Linked DNA regions of Mus musculus: region 2 is linked to region 1. A link is a loop called in an ENCODE intact Hi-C map of the cell type or tissue named here. Cell type or tissue: left cerebral cortex. All regions are shown on one strand. Links, peaks and the distances in the headings refer to the core of each region. The heading gives the core; the rest is flanking DNA. Region 1 has its middle 32 kb from the start of n-TVcac3. Region 2 overlaps Pdzph1 (PDZ and pleckstrin homology domains 1).

What was found. Hi-C counts contacts between places; a loop is a spot of excess contacts. Peaks named below come from ENCODE experiments on the same cell type or tissue, not always from the same donor. Only the 100,000 strongest peaks of a DNase experiment are listed, where the experiment ranks them.
Region 2: it touches region 1 in a loop (3-fold over the local background); 6 of 42 quality-filtered maps call a loop at or near these places.

What each region holds. Positions count from the first base shown.
Region 1 is chr17:59,095,842-59,104,811 of GRCm38, forward strand. No RefSeq gene overlaps it. Among named protein-coding and RNA genes, the nearest start is that of n-TVcac3, 32 kb to the left of the region's middle. In left cerebral cortex, for the core only: a CTCF peak has its summit at 3,737 (motif pointing left); a DNase peak (open chromatin) is centred at 3,749.
Region 2 is chr17:58,954,928-58,963,897 of GRCm38, forward strand. The region is part of intron 4 of Pdzph1 (PDZ and pleckstrin homology domains 1); the gene reads right to left. Among named protein-coding and RNA genes, the nearest start is that of Gm33751, 15 kb to the left of the region's middle. In left cerebral cortex, for the core only: a CTCF peak has its summit at 5,169 (motif pointing right); DNase peaks (open chromatin) are centred at 3,020, 3,327 and 5,159.

The DNA.
Region 1 (8,970 bases), core at 672-8,671:
GTCGTTTTCCAAAGCTTGCTATTATTTCTTGAGCTATTGGAATCTCTTTTTCTTCAGATGATTTTTACCTTTGTCTATATCTTGATTACTTTCTTCCATTACTCTTAGAGTTTTGAGTACTATACTAAAGTCAAACGATGAGTTTTGACATCTTAGCAGTGAGCAGTATCTCCAGGCTACCCTGCATTACTAGAAGAGGCCTAGAATGTTTTCTTTTCTTTTTTTTTGAAAGCATCATATGAAAGAAAATAAGGAAAAACCTAAAGACAGACCCAGATAATAAGTAAGTGATTCAATGTTCCTAACCTTTAATGATCAAAATTCATAAAAGCTCAAGGGAATTAAGGACTTTAAGGAGGGTAATTATTATTTTTGAAGAATTAAAATTAATTTAATTCACCAGTGGGAAAAATTGCTAGAAAAGTGTCAATTGGAGATAGTCTACAGAAAACATTTGAGAAATGAACTATAATGTAGACTGGCAATAGATTAAGGTTCAGCTAGTAATTACTAATATCAAACAAAGGAATTCAGTCAGAACTCAGCAAAATAAAAGAAAATATGAAAGTCATTAAGACCAAAAGTCCAGGCAGCTTCTTCACTCACTCTGTGTGTGGCTGGAGGCAAGGTTCTTAACTCACTCTGTGTCTGGCTGGAGGCAAGGCTCAATGCCTAACAGCAAGGGCTGCTCTTACAGAGAACCTGAGTCAGGTTTCCAGCACCCACATGGTTGTTCATTTCAGTTTTAGGGACTACAATGCTGTCTCCTGACCTCCTCAGCATGCACATGGTACTCTAACATACATGCAGACAAAACACTCACACATGTAAAGAAAAAGTAAATACATTAATTAAAATTATAAAACATTCTGTATGCTGTGACAGATTTCCATGCAAAGAAAGCATTTGTGGGACAGTACCTAAGTTTCTTGAGAGTTTCGTTAAATCTTTATTATTAATTAAATTAATGCTCAGGTCTAATAGATTCAAAACTATGGCTTTTGTTTGCCTTCATTAGTTGACAAGGTAGCGGGTGCTGTCATAGCATCTTCACATAGTGTGTTTCTCCTCTTTGACACTACCCACCCTCTGTCATGCATTTTTTCTTACACCCTTACACTTTTAGTATTTTCCCTGTCAGTTTTCTATCAGAGATGCTTTATTACTCTCACTAACATTTTCTTTCATAGCCTCATCTTCTCCCTTTCATGGGCCTCTTTCTAATTTCCTGGCCTCCACAAATACTCATTCCTGCACAAATACAGAGACATTCAAATTGGGAAATAATATTTGCATCCTAAAGAGAACATGCAGTGTTTGTCTTTATGAGCCCACGTAATCTGGTACAATATTTCCTGGTTAGATTCATTTGCTTACTAATTTTATAACTCTTTACCAATACAATTCCAGAGCCTTTCATCATTATCTATTCAGTTGTTGATAAACATTTCGACTGATTCTATTTTCTAGATGCTGTGAAGAATGCAGCAGTGAACATGCATGGAAATATGTCTCTGGGGTGAGATGTGCAGCACCTTGGTTATATGTCTAGGAGGAGAGTAGCTGTATGGGTAGCAGATCTATTTTTTTTAAAGAAGTCTCCATATAAGGCTGGAGAGATGGCTCAGTGGTTAAGAGCACTCACTGCTCTTTTAGAGGTCACGAGTTCAATCTCTAGCAACCACATGGCGGTTCACAACCATCTGTAATGAGATCTGATGCCCTCTTCTGGTGTGTCTGACAGCTACAGTGTACTCATATAAATGAAATAAATACATCTAGAAAAAAAAAAGGTCTCCATTGTGATTTCAATTAAGGCTGTGCCAGTTTACGTCCCCCTACCAAGAGGAGATAAAGGTTGCTATCTCCACCCACCCTTTCCAACATTTTATTTTGTCATTTTGTTCACTTGATGGTAGCTATCTATAGCCAGGAGTGGTTTTAAATGTGAATTTATTCTACGGATGTTAAATTTGAACATTTTTTACTGTGGTGTGTGTGTGTGTGTGTGTGTGTGTGTGTGTGTGTGTAAGAAAGGGACACACACACAGAGGGAGAGGGGGGGGAGAGAGAAAGAGAGAGAGAGAGAGAGAGATAGAGATAGAGAGAGAGAGAGAGAGATTCTTGTGTATATTTTGGTTCTTTTCTGGAATCAAACTTTCTTCAAAGAATCCAATTTCAGTCCTTATTATAAAAAATTTGACCTTTATGATTGATTACATCAATTTTCTTATAAATCTTATAATTTTTTATCAATAAAATTCCAGAACTTTTTATCATTATCTAGTCATTTGTTGATAAACACCTAGACTGATTCTATTGTCTTGATACTGTGACGAATTCAACAGTGAACATGGATGAAAAGACAGTTATTACTAATGTTCATTTAATATGCAGAAAGAACCACATATATCCACATATATCATTAAATGCATACATATAAAAAGTTAATATACTTCATGGGGTAATAATAATGTTTAAGAAATTACTATTAAAAAGTAAATGTTTTGAATTCAGCTTCTATACAGTTACATTGTTTAAATGTCAATACCAGAAATTGTGATAGAAATACATGTATTCCATAATTTATTTTTTCATGTCTTTATTATATATAAAATACTCAGAATAACAATACTAATAGAGGCATCATCGATGTAATTTTAGAGTGGATGTAATTGCTGCATCTATAACTTGACAAGACTTGAGTCTATAATTGTTACCTATTCTTTTCCTTTTAAACTCTCATTTAGTTTTATGTTTAAATGTAATTATGACTATAATACTCACCATAGATGCTTATTTTCATGTTTTGCTATTAATCTTTTTGTTTGTTTGTTTGTTTGTTTGTTTGTTTTTTGAGACATGGTTTCTCTATATAGCTCTGACTGTCCTGGAACTCACTTTGTAGACCAAGCTGGCCTTGAACTCAGAAATCCACCTACCTCTGCCTCCCAAGTGATGGGATTAAAGGCCTGTGTCACCACTGCCCTGCACCACTAATCTTTATTGTTAAATTTCTTTATCTACTAGATTCCTAAGAAAATGTTAGTAAGAGTGCCGTGATTTCTTTTGTGTTAATAGTAAATTGGTTGTGTTATTCTTTTTGAATTGAAGATGCAGATTTGCTGGATATAAAATTATATATATGTGTATATATACATATATACACATATATATTCTGTCTCTAAACTCTAACATATGTTATTTCCTTGCAATCTAATCTCAGTATTTGTTAAATATGATGAGAACCCAACTTTATTTCCTTTTAAGTTGCATACTCTATATTAAAAATGCTCAAAGAGGATGCTTTCTCCTTGGAAATCCAGTCATTTCACAAGAGTAGATCTTAGTGATTATAGTATAAATTGTCAAGAACATGTGGGCCTTTCAGTTCTTTAGTTGCAGGTCTGTACTTCCTGAAGTCCTTCCTGAATAAGAAAATTTAACATTTGTTATGTTACTTTGCTTTTTAATTTTGTTATGTTTCAGGGAATCCTGGGATCTATATCTTAAAATTACCTTTCAAAGATAACATTCCTAGTATTTTGTTCAATATTTTTCTTTCCTTCTAATTTATTTCTACCTTTTATTATTTGAAAGTAATAAGCAAAAAGCTTCTCAATATTTAGCATTTAGTTCCACGAATGTTAAAACATTTGCAGGGCCTTTTAGCAGCACCACAGAAGATGGGAAAAAAACAAAACATCCAATCAAGACATCCCTCTGAACTTCTTGGCGCCCCCTTGTGGATTTCGTCCGTGCAGTTTCTGGCAACCTCTGATTTATGTTCTGTCTTTAGAGGTTTCTACTTATGATAATGCCATATAGATGATAAAATAGAATACCAAGCCGCCTGTTCTGTTACTGGTGCAAAACATTCAAGGCACATCATTGTTATATTCATCATGACTTATTTTATTGCTGACTAATAGTCAGGCATTTTGTTCTAGAGATGAAGAGACTTGGTTGTTTCTAGTGTTGAGACATTAGGAGTAAATCAGACTCAGTAACTTGTGAATATTAATTTTTGTGTAAAACCCATTTTTATTTTGTTTGAATGAAAGTAAGACTTCTGTTTGAAGCAGTGCCGAGCAAGGTGTTCTGGAGCTTGGATGGCTGAGGCAGGAAAGAATTTGCATTTAACAAATTGTATCTTATATCTTGGGTATCCTAAGTTTTTGGGCTAATATCCACTTATCAGCGAGTACATATTGTGTGAGTTCCTTTGTGATTGTGTTACCTCACTCAGGATGATGCCCTCCAGGAAAATGTGGACACTGTGCCCCTTCTTAGAATTGGGAACAAAACACCCACGGAAAGAGTTACAGAGATAAAGTTTGGAGCTGTGACGAAAGGATGGGCCATCTAAAGACTGCCATATCCAGGGATCCATCCCATAATCAGCTTCCAAACGCTGACACCATTGCACACACTAGCAAGATTTTGATGAAAGGACCCAGATATAGCTGTCCATTGTGAGACAATGCCGGGGCCTAGCAAACACAGAAGTGGATGCTCACAGTCAGCTATTGGATGGATCACAGAGCCCCCAATGGAGGAGCTAGAGAAAGTACCCAAGGAGCTAAAGGGATCTGCAACCCTATAGGTGGAACAACATTATGAACTAACCAGTACCCCAGAGCTCTTGACTCTAGCTGCATATGTATCAAAAGATGGCCTAGTCGGCCATCACTGGAAAGAGAGGCCCATTGGACAGGCAAACTTTATATGCCCCAGTACAGGGGAATGCCAGGGCCAAAAAGGGGGAGTGGGTGGGTAGGGGAGTGGGAGTGGGTGGGTATGGGGGACTTTTGGTATAGCATTGGAAATGTAAATGAGGAAAACACCTAATAAAAAAATTAATTCTAAAAAAAATAAAAAATAAAAAAGAATTTGCATTCAGGTGATGACTTGCTAATGTCCGTTCCTGATCACTTTTTTAAAATAAGGTCTGAAAGAGTCTTTCATTGTCACTTAGCTTCATCAAGTAAGATGATGTCCTTTAAATAATCTCATTCTAGTCCCTTAGGCAAATGTAGATAAAGTTGTGTTTCATACAACTATAGTCCTCAAAGGGGCTAGGCACTGTTCTAAACCCTTCACATGCACTTTGTAATTTGTAAGCTAGGTTTATCCATCTTTTTCTTTCGGTAGCAATGAAAATTTAACATATTATTATAAGAGTGGGAAGGATAAATAAAAACTAAATAACTTTATATGAAACCCAGGTGCTTATTGAAGGGCTATAAACATGCTGCCAAGCACAGCCAATGAATTTCATGGTTTTGAGAAATACACGTCTTATTACAAATGACCTTAGTGTTTATTATAGGCATTTAAATGCTGATAAATAAGGTACAAGCTTATTTTGCATAAAAGAACAAGTCATGTTGCTATGAATTCATACATGCATATGTAAATTACTTCTTTGGTGTATATATTAATAAATAAAATATTCATGAACTAAGGCCTTACAATGAAAGATTTAACACCATGATGGCTAAAGCATTTTGCTTTTTGCATTTGTTCTAGCAGTATCAAACTTTGTTATTCCCTTGGGAAGAGATTTTAAAATTATAAATGGTATGAAATAAATAAAAATATAAATGATATGGCCATGGCCTTTATTGAATAATTTCAAATATTCTAATGTTTCTTCTATTTTAATGTGGATGATATTTTCTCTAGAATTATTTTTGTAAAAACATATATCACAGGTGCTGTGTGAGCGGTCCTGATGCAGTGTGATGCAGGATTCAAGGAGATGCAGATTCAGGTGCTGGATTAGAAGGCTAAGGGGAGGCTTCATGGATCTGCAACTTATATATTTATTGTTCCAAGAGGCCACTGATATTATCAGTAGTTGCTTTATAAAATCATGCATGCCATGTACTAAGCTGGCTTCATATAAAGTACTCTTCTCTTAAAAAGTTTATTCTTTTGTTTTTGAGAATTTCTTACATCATTTATCCTTCCTCCCTTAACTACTCTGCATGCCCTGCTGCTACTTATAAAATTCATGGCCTCTTATTCCTTAATTGCTATATACATATAAATATAAAGCTTAAAGTACAAATTATTGAATTCAATACTGTTGCTCATGGGTGTATATATTTAGCATTGACTATTTGGGGTCAGATAACCTATGGAGACTTGTCCCCAGATAAGACTGGTTTTCCACTATTAATTACCTGTACCCCTTCTTCTGTGAGAAGGGCATTATGAAAATTCCCATATCCACATTGTCATGTCAATAGATACTGACATTGTCCAGTGATGTATTAGGCTGCCAACTATATTATTGTAATTTTATGGGTACAGCTTCCCTACCATACGGAGAAAAGATTATTGCCAAGTCCATTCCCCCCCACTTCTGCAATGCCCTGCTGGCCTTAGTACAACAGTTGTGTTGCAGATGTATCAGTTTTAGCTGTGCACCCAGTAGTCAGTTGCTGTCTGCATTTTGACAAGTTGTGACTTTCTATAACGGATTTTGTCTGCTGCAAAAAGAAACTGATTTGGTGAAGCATGAGAGATACATTTATAGGTGGGTATAAGGATAAATATTTCAAAGGTTCTTAGATTATGCTATTTGTTTAGAGAAGTGCCAGTAGTAAGTTTTCATCTAAGAGCCACTGGTAGTGGGTTAGCATCACAGTCAGGCACTCATTATGTCCAATTGGGCAGGCTTTAAGTCTAATTCGATCACTGTTGCTTACCCCATGGATATAAGTGCCGCTGTTGCCCTTTTCAGAATATCTTGCAAATCTGGTTATTGTCATGATTTGTAGACATTATATACAAATAAGAGTACTGATTGCTTTCTTTACGTTGTCAGCTTATATAACTCCTTCTGGTACTGTGACAGCTAGTCCCCAGGACAGAAGTTTCCACATTTGTCTTAGTCAGGGTTTCTATTTCTGCACAAACACCATGACCAAGAAGCAAGTTGGGGAGGAAAGGGTTTATTCAGCTTACACTTCCATACTTCTGTTCGTCAGCAAAGGAAGTCAGAACTGGAACTCAAGCAGGTCAGAAAGCAGGAGCTGAGCAGAGGTCATGGAGGGATGTTCTTTACTGGCTTGCTTCCCCTGGCTTGCTCAGCCTGCTCTCTTATAGAACCAAGACTACCAGCCCAGAGATGGTCCCACCCACAAGGGGCCTTTCCCCCTTGATCACTAATTGAGAAAAATGCCTTACAGTTGTATCTCATGGAGGCATTTCCTCAACTGAAGCTCCTCTCTCTGTGATAACTCCAGCTGTGTCAAGTTGACACAAAACTAGCCAGTACAATTGACCCCTTGTCAACTTGACACACAAACACATCACTAGTAAGCCTCAGCCCTTACATTGTTATTCATCCCCAAGATCTAAATAACTTTAAACATCCCACAGTCTTTACATATTCTTAAATTTTCAATCTCTTTAAAATATCCATCTCTTTTAAAATCCAAAGTCTTTTTACAGTTAAAAGTCTCTTAACTGTGGGCTCCACTAAAATAGTTTCTTCCTTCAAGAGGGAAAATATCAGGGTACAGTCACAATCAAAAGCAAAAGTCAATCTCCAACCATCCAATGTCTGGGATCCAACTCACGATCTTCTGGGCTCCTCCAAGGGCTTGGGTCACTTCTCCAGCCATGCCCTTTGTAGCACACGTGTAATCCTCTAGACTCCAGATGCCTGTACTCCACTGCTGCTGCTCTTGGTGGTCATCTCATGGTACTGGCATCTCCAAAACACTGCATGACCCCTTCAGTCCTGGGCCATCAATTGCTACTGAGGCTGCACCTTCACCAATGGCCTTCCATGGCCTTTCATAATGCCAAGCCTCAGCTGCTCTGCATGACCCCTTCATGCCTTCAAAAACAGTACCACCTGGGTTACTCTTACACATTACCAACTCCATGCACAGCACAAGGTATAACCTTGGGTATCTCTGGAACACAGCCTCTGTGCTCTCAGAAAACACTTCCCAGAAGATGTCACCTCAGTGATGCTGGTCTCTTCTTTTTTTCTTTTTTTCACTTTTTATTCCATGCATTTATTTTTAATTTTGTATATATTTTACTAAAAACAATTTATTTATTTATTTATTTATTTATTTATTAATATTTTTTTACTATTACGTGTTTTCCTCAATTACATTTAGAATGCTATCCCAAAAGTCCCCCATACCCTCCCCACCACTTCCCTACCTACCCATTCCCAATTTTTGGCCCTGGCATTCCCCTGTCCTGAGGCATATACAGTTTGTGTGTCCAATGGGCCTTTCCAGTGCTGGTCTCTTCTTAATCACCGCTAATTTTTTAGCTCCATCTAACCAGCATCAATAGTCCCAGCAATGCAAAGTTTTTGGTTTAGTATTTCTGGTATCTTGTTAATCACAGCTGATTTTTCAGCCCCAGCTAACCAGAACTACAGAATCTTCACAATCAAACTAGCAATGGCCCTGAAAAGAGTCATTACATTTCCCTCTGAAATTTTACAAACCAGACCTCCATCTTCTGCACTGTTCTCAACATTATCTTCCAAGCTCTTACACAACATCTGACAGAACTCTTAACAACGAATGGATCTTCAAGCCCAAAATTCCAAAGTCCTTCCACAGTCCTCCCCAAAACATGGTCAGGTTGTCACAGGAATACCCCACGATGCTGGAACCAATTTGTCTTAGTCAGGGTTTCTATGCCTGCACAAACACCATGACCAAGAAGCAAGTTGGGGAGGAAAGGGTTTATTCAGCTTATACTTCCATACTGCTGTTCATCATCAAAGGAAGTCAGGACTGGAACTCAAGCAGGTCAGAAAGCAGGAGCTGATGCAGAAGCCATGGAGGGATCTTATTTACTGGCTTGCTTCCCCTGGCTTGCTCAGCCTGCTCTCTTATAGAACTAAGACTACCAGCCCAGAGATGGTCCCACCCACAAGGGGCCTTTCCCCCTTGATCATTAATTGAGAAAATGCCTTAC
Region 2 (8,970 bases), core at 232-8,231, 140 kb before region 1:
ACACACACACACACACACATAAATAAAACAAATCTTCAAGAAAGAAAAGCACACCTAAATACAAAATACTGCTTCAGGGCCTGGGCCAGGGGAGTCTGTGCACTGGACACATTACTGCAAGCACATCAGTTAAAGATAAATATTTGCTTTTGAAAAACTATATATCATTATTTAGAGGTCAAGTTGAAACCAGGTTAGACTAGGAATCAGCGTTTCGAATCCATTTGAAAACATTAAGTTCAAGGATTATCAGATACACAATCATATTGGTCTCTTTGTGCTTGAAGAAGGTACTGAAAGTGTATTTCTAGAACTCTCACCAGGGGCTAATATAGAGAGAAGTGCATAGGAAGAGATGTGTGAAGTTTTGTTTATTTGTCCTTCCATATACAAAGGAATGTCCTGGTGGTGTGGAATTCTGTGTCTTTAAGAGAAATGAACTTGTCTTTCCACATTACCTTCCATCTTTCTTTGCACCCTGGTCAGAAAGTTCAAACTCGAAGAAAACCCAACTCTATTTCTTTCAGTCTTTCATGCAGGCATAGTTGGAAAAAAAAATCAAGCTTCAGAACCAAAAGTTATTTTAAAAAAAAAAAACTGCATAATTTATTTGCATTTTAAACATGGTATTCGGAATGAGGGGCTTAAAGAACATACGTCTTCTGTTCTTCAAAGACTGGCCTTCCAATGTCCTGATCTCCTGTCTTATTTCCTGAGACTGTAGGCGTATGCTTCAGCAGTGCTCCCGAAAGCGCAGTAGAGCATCTTACTCCCCTCTCTGTTTCTCCTTATACACTGTAATGGTCCCTATGCCTTTCTCGGGAAGTCTCTGGGAGAAATCATCCATCCATACCTGACCTAGCAAGGCAGAGTTCTGCTGTAGGTCAATTACAGAACGCACTTGACTCCCTCCAACCAGCCCCACCAATGCTCTCTCGGTTTTCTCTGGAGACCCACTCTTAATGGTTCTTGTGCATTCCCACTTTCAGTTTCTTAGTGCCAGACTGCAGAGAATAATTATTAGTCATTGTCCTGACACATAGACACATGAACAATAGGTTTCCATCTTGCACATTTGCTTAAATTATGTGAGACTGCAATAGATATTTGATGGCTTGGGTGGTTTCGGGCACATTCATTCACTCACCAAATTGATTTGAAATAAATGATCTTCTCTGATAAGGTGGGTGCGATTCATTTTATGTACATTGGGGATACAATGATGGGTAAAACATTGTGGTGCAGTGTGAGAGTTCAGAGGAAGAGAGTGGGGCAGCTAGCTACAGAGAGAGGGGAAATGTATCAAAGGAAATGTATCTTCACAATCCCTTCAGAGAATCAGGTGGGGAAGAGAAGGGATACACAGGAGGGAGTGAAGCACTACTGTCATAAAAATCACGGATGACAAACTTAACACCTTTTGCATGTCAGCATAATGTCAAGAGTATGAGATTACCACATCTGCTTGGTCACTATTGGAATGTAGGTGTAAGAAAAAATGTACAAAATCATGTGCAGGATATATATCCTAAAATAATTTTTGCTTTCATATAGACCCTATTATCAGATACCATGTAATGTCTATACAAATACTCTGAAGACCCACCAATCTGCAATCTGCAGTCCACAATATTCTGCCAATACTTCCATATGTCATGCTAATGGAGTAGATAGACTATGTTATGTTTGGATGGAAAAAGAGAGGACATATGACATTGATAGGCAGTTATAAATCTGGAATGGAAATGATAAGAGCTTTATGGGACATGGTGCTTATTAGGTTGAAATTATAAAAAGTTTAGGGCAGAATAATATGAATAGTATAAATCACAATAGGATACCTGTTTCCACATAGCATATTTCAAAACACTGTAAAATTTGTAAAAAAAAAAAAAAAAAAAAAAAAAAGTTTCACTTTTTAGGTAAGTCTGTGTGTGACACTTGATTGGGATAGGAAAAGTAAAACAAAATTACACAATAATTTATTAATGTGCCTTTCTGAGCTTTGAGGTTAGATAAAAGATTTTGTTGTAGTAGTTTTTTTTAAGCTATAATAGGACCTTCTAAACTTTTAGATTTGTTTAATATAATCTGTACCTTAATAATTAATAATTCAGTTATTTTAAAAATGTTTGTTGTAGTTCACACAGATTTCTGGGACAATTGGTTTATCTTGTAATGCTTTCCCTTTGACAATAAATGCCTGTATTGGATATGCAGTTGTCCCCTGTCATGTGAGGGTCTGAGGGCAGGTCTTTATGTGGATCATTGTTTTTATCAATATGTATGGGACTGTTCAAACAGCTCACTTATTTACAGACAGATGTGACTCTGTGGATGAGTAGCTCTACATTCATTCAGTTAGCGGAACAGTGCTAATGAGCATACACTTACATAAGCTGAGACATAAAATTTGTGTTAAAACCCAATGAAGCAGCAAGCCACACACCTGCTGGAAATTTATAGCTGTTAAAGGTCTGAACATCTGCTCCATGTTGAACCTTGGTCTAAGCAGGAGAGCCCAAATAACTCTTTGTCAGATAAAGTTTGTTACCAAATTAGGTTTGCTAGATTTAATAGTTAATAAATGAGTATTTCAAACAGGAGCTCTTAAATGTTTTGCTATTACTGAAATTGCATTTTAAGTCAAGCATGCTCTTTACATTTTTATCTTTCGTTTTGGCCCCATTAACAACAACAACAACAATAATACAGTTTTTGAAAAGAATCGTAACATGCACTAGTTAGCTCTGAGTATCTTAGGTATCCTTATACTTCTTTCATTCTATTGTATCATTTGAAGAAAATGGAGAGGTGGTATGTGAAGCAGCAAAGCCCCAAAAGACCAGGATCTTATTTGAGTTCAACAGATTCAGTAATTGCTGTTTTGTGTAGGAGCATGAATCCCAGTTAGACTGTCTGAAGTTGAAACTAAGACTAATTATATATAGCTGAGTGACTTGGATCATGTCACTTATCCTCTGTAGGAGGCTCTGACTAGCAAAATGAGGTTGGAAGTACAGCGACAAAGCTCATAATTCTACTGGGAATAATGTCAACAAGAAAATGAATCATGAGTGGCTTAGAATAGAACCACCTGACATCAAGTAGGGTCACCACAATCCTTATGTCTTACTATTTAAAACTTTTAGATAGATATGTGTGATTTTAGTTTATTTTAGATAAACATATTTTATTTTATGTGTAGGAGTGTTTTTCATGCATGTATGTTTATACACCATGGGCATGTCTAGTACCCACAGAGGTCAGAAGAGGGTAGTGGATCCCAGGGGAGTTTTAGATGGTTGTGAATCATCTTGTAGGTCCTGGAAACTAAACCTGGATCCCTTGTGATAACTCCTGTCCTCTCAGCTGCTCTCCAGTCTGCTTAGCTGTTATAAGGAATTAGAATGAGTTCCTTTGCTTTTCTCACTCCATCCATTGCTTCCTCCTCCCCCCTCCTCCCTCTTGTCTCTCTCTTCTCTCTCTCTTCTACCCACACACACTCCTTCCTTCCTTCCTTCCTTCCTTCCTTCCTTCCTTCCTTCCTTCCTTCCTTCCCTTCCTTCCTTCCTTCCTTCCTTCCTTCCTTCCTTCCTTCCTTCCTTTCTGGCAACTAATATTTACAAAATTCATTACCATAATATTTTTGTTAGCTAAATGAAACACGGGAGATGCAAAGAGCTATATTCACATGATTAACCACAAATTCCTACTACATCTGTTTGTGATCCAGGGGCCATTTATGATTATAAAAATCAAAGGCCCATTTTTCCGTCCCTTCCCACTGCCATTACTGGCCTTCAAGTTATTTACCTACTATACCTTAGTCAGCATTCCCCACAGTCAGATGGATTGATCAACTGTGTCGACACACATAAACATGTCACTCTTAATGTCTTTTCCAGTTATTAGGTAGGAAGTCAGAGATGACTGAGATTAATAGAGGGAAAATGCCAGAGGTAATGATGCTCAATAGAGCCATCAGGATTTAGGTCATGTATTAGTAGAATGTCCTGACTCTATAAATGAGAAAAAAATTCAAACTACACATTAAACAATACCAACCCATGCAGCTCTGAGTGAATTACAGGCTGTACTGAAAAGTTTTCTCAAGAAATGTAACATGACTTCACTGTGTGTGTGTGGCTTGTATAAACTGAAAGAGAAGTGGCAGACTCTTGTTCTTGTATCTAACATGAACCAAATTGTTAGGATAAGTTTTTTATTTAAAACCTAATTTACCCCAAAGACAACACAATCATTGTTTAATTAAAAGTATGTTTGGGCATTCCGTTTGAATTTACATTAGCATTACTGCCGATCTTGTGTTATTTCAAGTGGACTATTGGTAAATGTTTTAAATATCTTTCCAAATTGAAAAAATAATCCCTCATTTTGCTGTGCTTGACAGTTTTCTTTGTATAAATATCCCCACCATAGCCAGCATCAAGCTAACAATCCGTTGTCACTGAGCTCTGGTGTAGAGGACCTGCACAGCTGACTTTGTGAACAGCTATGAGCTGGCCCTGGCATACATGTGACTCTTTCTTATTTCAAAAAGTGCAAAGCAGACATGAATGTCTAAGACCAGTTAGGGAAGGATTTGCCATTACAATGAATGAAATAGACCCTTATTAAGAATCTATATCACTGAAGAACCCAAGGAATGAGGAAGAACCAGACCCATCTCTATGACATTTAAAGGCCAGCAAATTTCTCATTAGACTTGTATTATAGATGCTATTGTGTAGATGGTTAATTAGTGAGAAGGGTTACGTAGCATATAAAGCAAGAAGAAAGAACTTTGAATGTTTTCACTGTGAAGAATTCATAAAGTTTTGAGGATACAGATAAAGTCAACTTGAAGAGAGTACAGGGAGCGACAACTGGAATAGATGGGTACTTAAGGGGCAATACTGAAACCTAGTGCAGTGGAAACATCCTGGGCCCTATGCTGGTGATGCCAGTGAGAGTTTCTAGTAACAGAGGGTATGAAACTTGAGCTGTTCTTCGTGTGTAACCAGGCTAGGGTCCCAGGGGTAGCACTGGGCCACCAATCCAGCTTCAAAACCTATGTCCTGCCTACAAGATACACTGGTGCATTGGTGCTTCCTAGCTTGTAGGAGGGGCCAACCAATGACTAGCTAACTTTCAGCCCAAGCCACAAGAGGGAGCTCATGCCTCACACTGCCTGGATGGCCAGAATCCAGAAGCTGGTTGGCTCTGAGACCTAAGATAGAACCAAAAAGGACTTAAAAAAAAAAAAAAAAGTCAATGAAACGAAAAAATTCCTAATAACATTCGAAGGATCACTGCATACTACAATCATCATTAGAGAGGCTTCTTTCAGAAGCCAATGGGTTTAGATACAGAGAGCACATTCAAATCATTAGGCAGAGCTTAGGAAATCCCATAGAAAAGGGTGAGGAAAGATTGTAGGAAACAGAGGAGTAGAGGATAACAGGAGAGCATGGCTCATAGAATCAACTACACAGAGCTCATCGGGACTCACAGCGACTGAAGAGATAACCATGGAGTTTACATGGGTCTGTGCAAGACCCTATGCGGACAAGCTATGGTTGTTTAGATTGATGTTTTTGTTAGACTCCTAACAACAGAAGTGGGGGAATCTCTGACTCTTTTGCCTGCTCTTGGGATCCTATTTCTTCTACTGGGTTGCCTCATCCAGTCTTGATATGTGAGTTTATGCCTCGTCTAATTGCATCCTGTGATGCGTTGTTCATGGATATTCCTGAATAGCCTGCTCTTTTCTGAAGAGAAATGAAGAAGCAATAGACCTGGAGGGGGAAGCAGGGGGACTGGAAGAATGGAGGCAGGGTCACTGCCATTGGGATGTATTGTATTAGAGAATAAATTAAAAATATATCACCATATATATTGGGACATCAAACAGAATTTATAAAGTTGTATATCTTTTATGTCTACCTTAGAATACCTTTAATTGAAAATTTTCTCATGTGCAGTAGATGCTTTACTATATGTTTCGACACGGAAATTTTTGTCTCTTCTTTTTACAATTGAAAGAAAATTGTTCATCCCTCAGGTTCTTTGCTTTCAGATGGATAAATGCTGGTTACTGTCTTGGTGGACTAATGGATAACTTGATATTTTATACAGGCTGCAGCTACAAAATGCAGATGAACGTTCCTGACGCATGCATACACACACATGCACAAACAAACAAACAGTTTGTTTTAAGGTCCAAGAGAAACCTCAGAAACAAGAAAACCAGCTTCTTCTCTAGCTGTTGAGATGAGTTGCTGTAGAGGAATGTTGCCGATGGCTTTGAGAAAACACAAGCATGCCTCTGTGTTTCATAGATAAATAATGGACAAAAGAAAGTTATTCTGATTGAGACAACCTAGAACTAGAAAGGCAAACAGCATGTGTTCACGTATATGTGGATATCAGCTGTTATGTCAATGATAACAAAACTTCAATCCATAGAGCTACAGAGGTCAGGGTTAGAGTAAGAGCCTGTGGGGTACAGATAGATCTTGTTGAGAAACAGATATAGAAAAGATAATTATGGATGCATGCAGGGGCAGAATAATAGGGGCAAATAGGGAGGAGGTGAGGAGAGAGGGATGAGGGAGAAAATTTAGAGAGAGATAACTAAAAATATATGAAGGCAATCTAAATAAAGCTGCATAATTATGGGGGTAACAGAGCCCCAAGTGGACAACTCTCATCACCAAATGAAGTGTCTTGTACCAGAATTGGGTTACATCTAGCTGAATTGTTCACAATAGGGGCACTATGGAAATCCCCAAATAACCTAGACTGTTGCCAAGACTAAACTGTTATTCTCCGCAACTAACAACAAGGCCTTATGGCTGAAGACAGCACCTGTACAGATCACTGAACATGAAGCAGTTGAGTTGGTGCCTATGTGTTACCCCTATGTTCCAGCATCTTTGTTACAGTAATGTGCCTTCTATATTACCAAAAGAGAAACATAAACATTGAGGCCGCCATAAAACCTTTGATCTATTATGCTGTCCTGTCTGGAAGATATGCTAGGGTTATGATGTCACAAAGCTTGTGGGAGTAACCAACCAATATCTGATTTGATTAAGGCTCACTCCATGAACAGGAACCCATACCTGATGCTACTTAGCAGACCTAGATCCTGAAACCAGATATCACATGGACCTGAATTAAAACCAAACACACACACACACACACACACACACACACACACACACACACACACACCAGAAGAGCAACAACAGCAATGTCAAAACTGTCGCAATAAAATGACTCCTAATGATATTCAAATGAGTCCTAATGATATTCTACAATAGATCAGTGCCTTGCTTAATCATCAGCAAAGAAGCTTCCTTCTGCAGAAAATGGGTTGGGAACAAATAGAAGCACAGACAGATACACAGAGAATATAAGACCTTGGAACACACAGCTCTAAATGAATTTCCCTATCAAATCCCATTCCTCAGTGCTTGGGGAACACTGTGGGAGAGAAGGCAGAACGAACATAGGAGCCAGAGAGGATGGAAGACTGCAAGAAAACAAGGCTCAATAAATCAACACCATCAAAGCTCATATAAACTCATAAAGACTGAAGCAGATTGCACAGCATTTGTAGGGGTCTGCACCAGGTACTCTGTGTATATGTTATGGCTTCCAGTTTAGTGTTTTTATAGGATTCCTGAGTATGCAAATGAGTGTCTGATTTTTGGCTTTTCTTGGGTTCTTTTCCTTCTGTTTGTCTTGTCCAACTTTGATGTGTTCATTTTGTTTAATCGTGTTATAGTATATTATATTTTATTAATATTTCTTAGAAGCCTGGTTTTTTTTTTCTAGAATAGATGGGAATAGTTGTGGGTGGGAGAGGTGGTAGGGAAGAACTGGAAGGAGTTGAGGGAGGGAAAAGAAGTAAAAGAAAGAAAGTAGAAGAATATTTCTCATCTGGCCTGAAAACTCCTCCCTCCAAAATCCAAAATCCAAAACAAAACCCACAACACCAGGCATGTGAAGCCCTCCTTTAAGTTGTTGGGTAGGTTTGTCCAAGAGATTCTCAAAATATTACAGACTTTTGCTACTACCCTTGGTTGGCTCCTGGATGTGGAAGGTAAGCCCCTAGTGCTGAAGACCTATGTGTTCAGACACAAGTCCCAGAATTGGAACTGACCTGAACACCTCCTCCAAGACAATGGCTTTCGTGGTATCAGAAAGCATAATCTAAGGTTCTAACGGAGGGATGCCACCAACAATCTTATCTAGATATGATGCCTATGAATCACAACAATAACCTACATGGCACAATAATTTAAGGGCTCAGTAGTGGCACATATACTTTCATGGTAACCAGGTCTCAGATCAGAGTTAAGACACTCTCAACAGGAAGGAAACTATGCCTGGTACTGGAGCACCCACAACTACTCAGAGGAAGTGAAGTCATAGAAGTTGGAAGACGGGCTGACAAGATGGATCAGCGGGTAAGAGCACTGACTGCTCTTCCAAAGGTCCTGAGTTTAAATCCCAGCAACCACATGGTGGCTCACAACCATCCGTAATGAGATCTGATGCCCTCTTCTGGTGTGTCTGAATAGTCTCAACTATGTTATAAGTCTTTGTCTTTATTTATAGTCACAGATGAGTGTAGTCCTCACCCTTTATCAAGGAAATTTCTCTTTGCAAAAGATAGGGACTATTACAGAAAACCACAACCAGTCAAAATGTATAAATGTGGAACCATGTCTCTATACATATATAAATCACTTTAATACCTAAAAATGATCAAGGAACACTGCAGAAGTTAGGGAGGAAGATTGTTAAGAGTCAGAAAATCAGGAAGTTTGCTGTGAGGTTGTGTCTTCTAGGAATGTCAAAAGCTATACACATAAAGTCACACCAACGTGACTTCCTAAACATGAGCAGAACAAGAACAATGACAGACACGCCATAGTGGATGAAGGAGAGTCT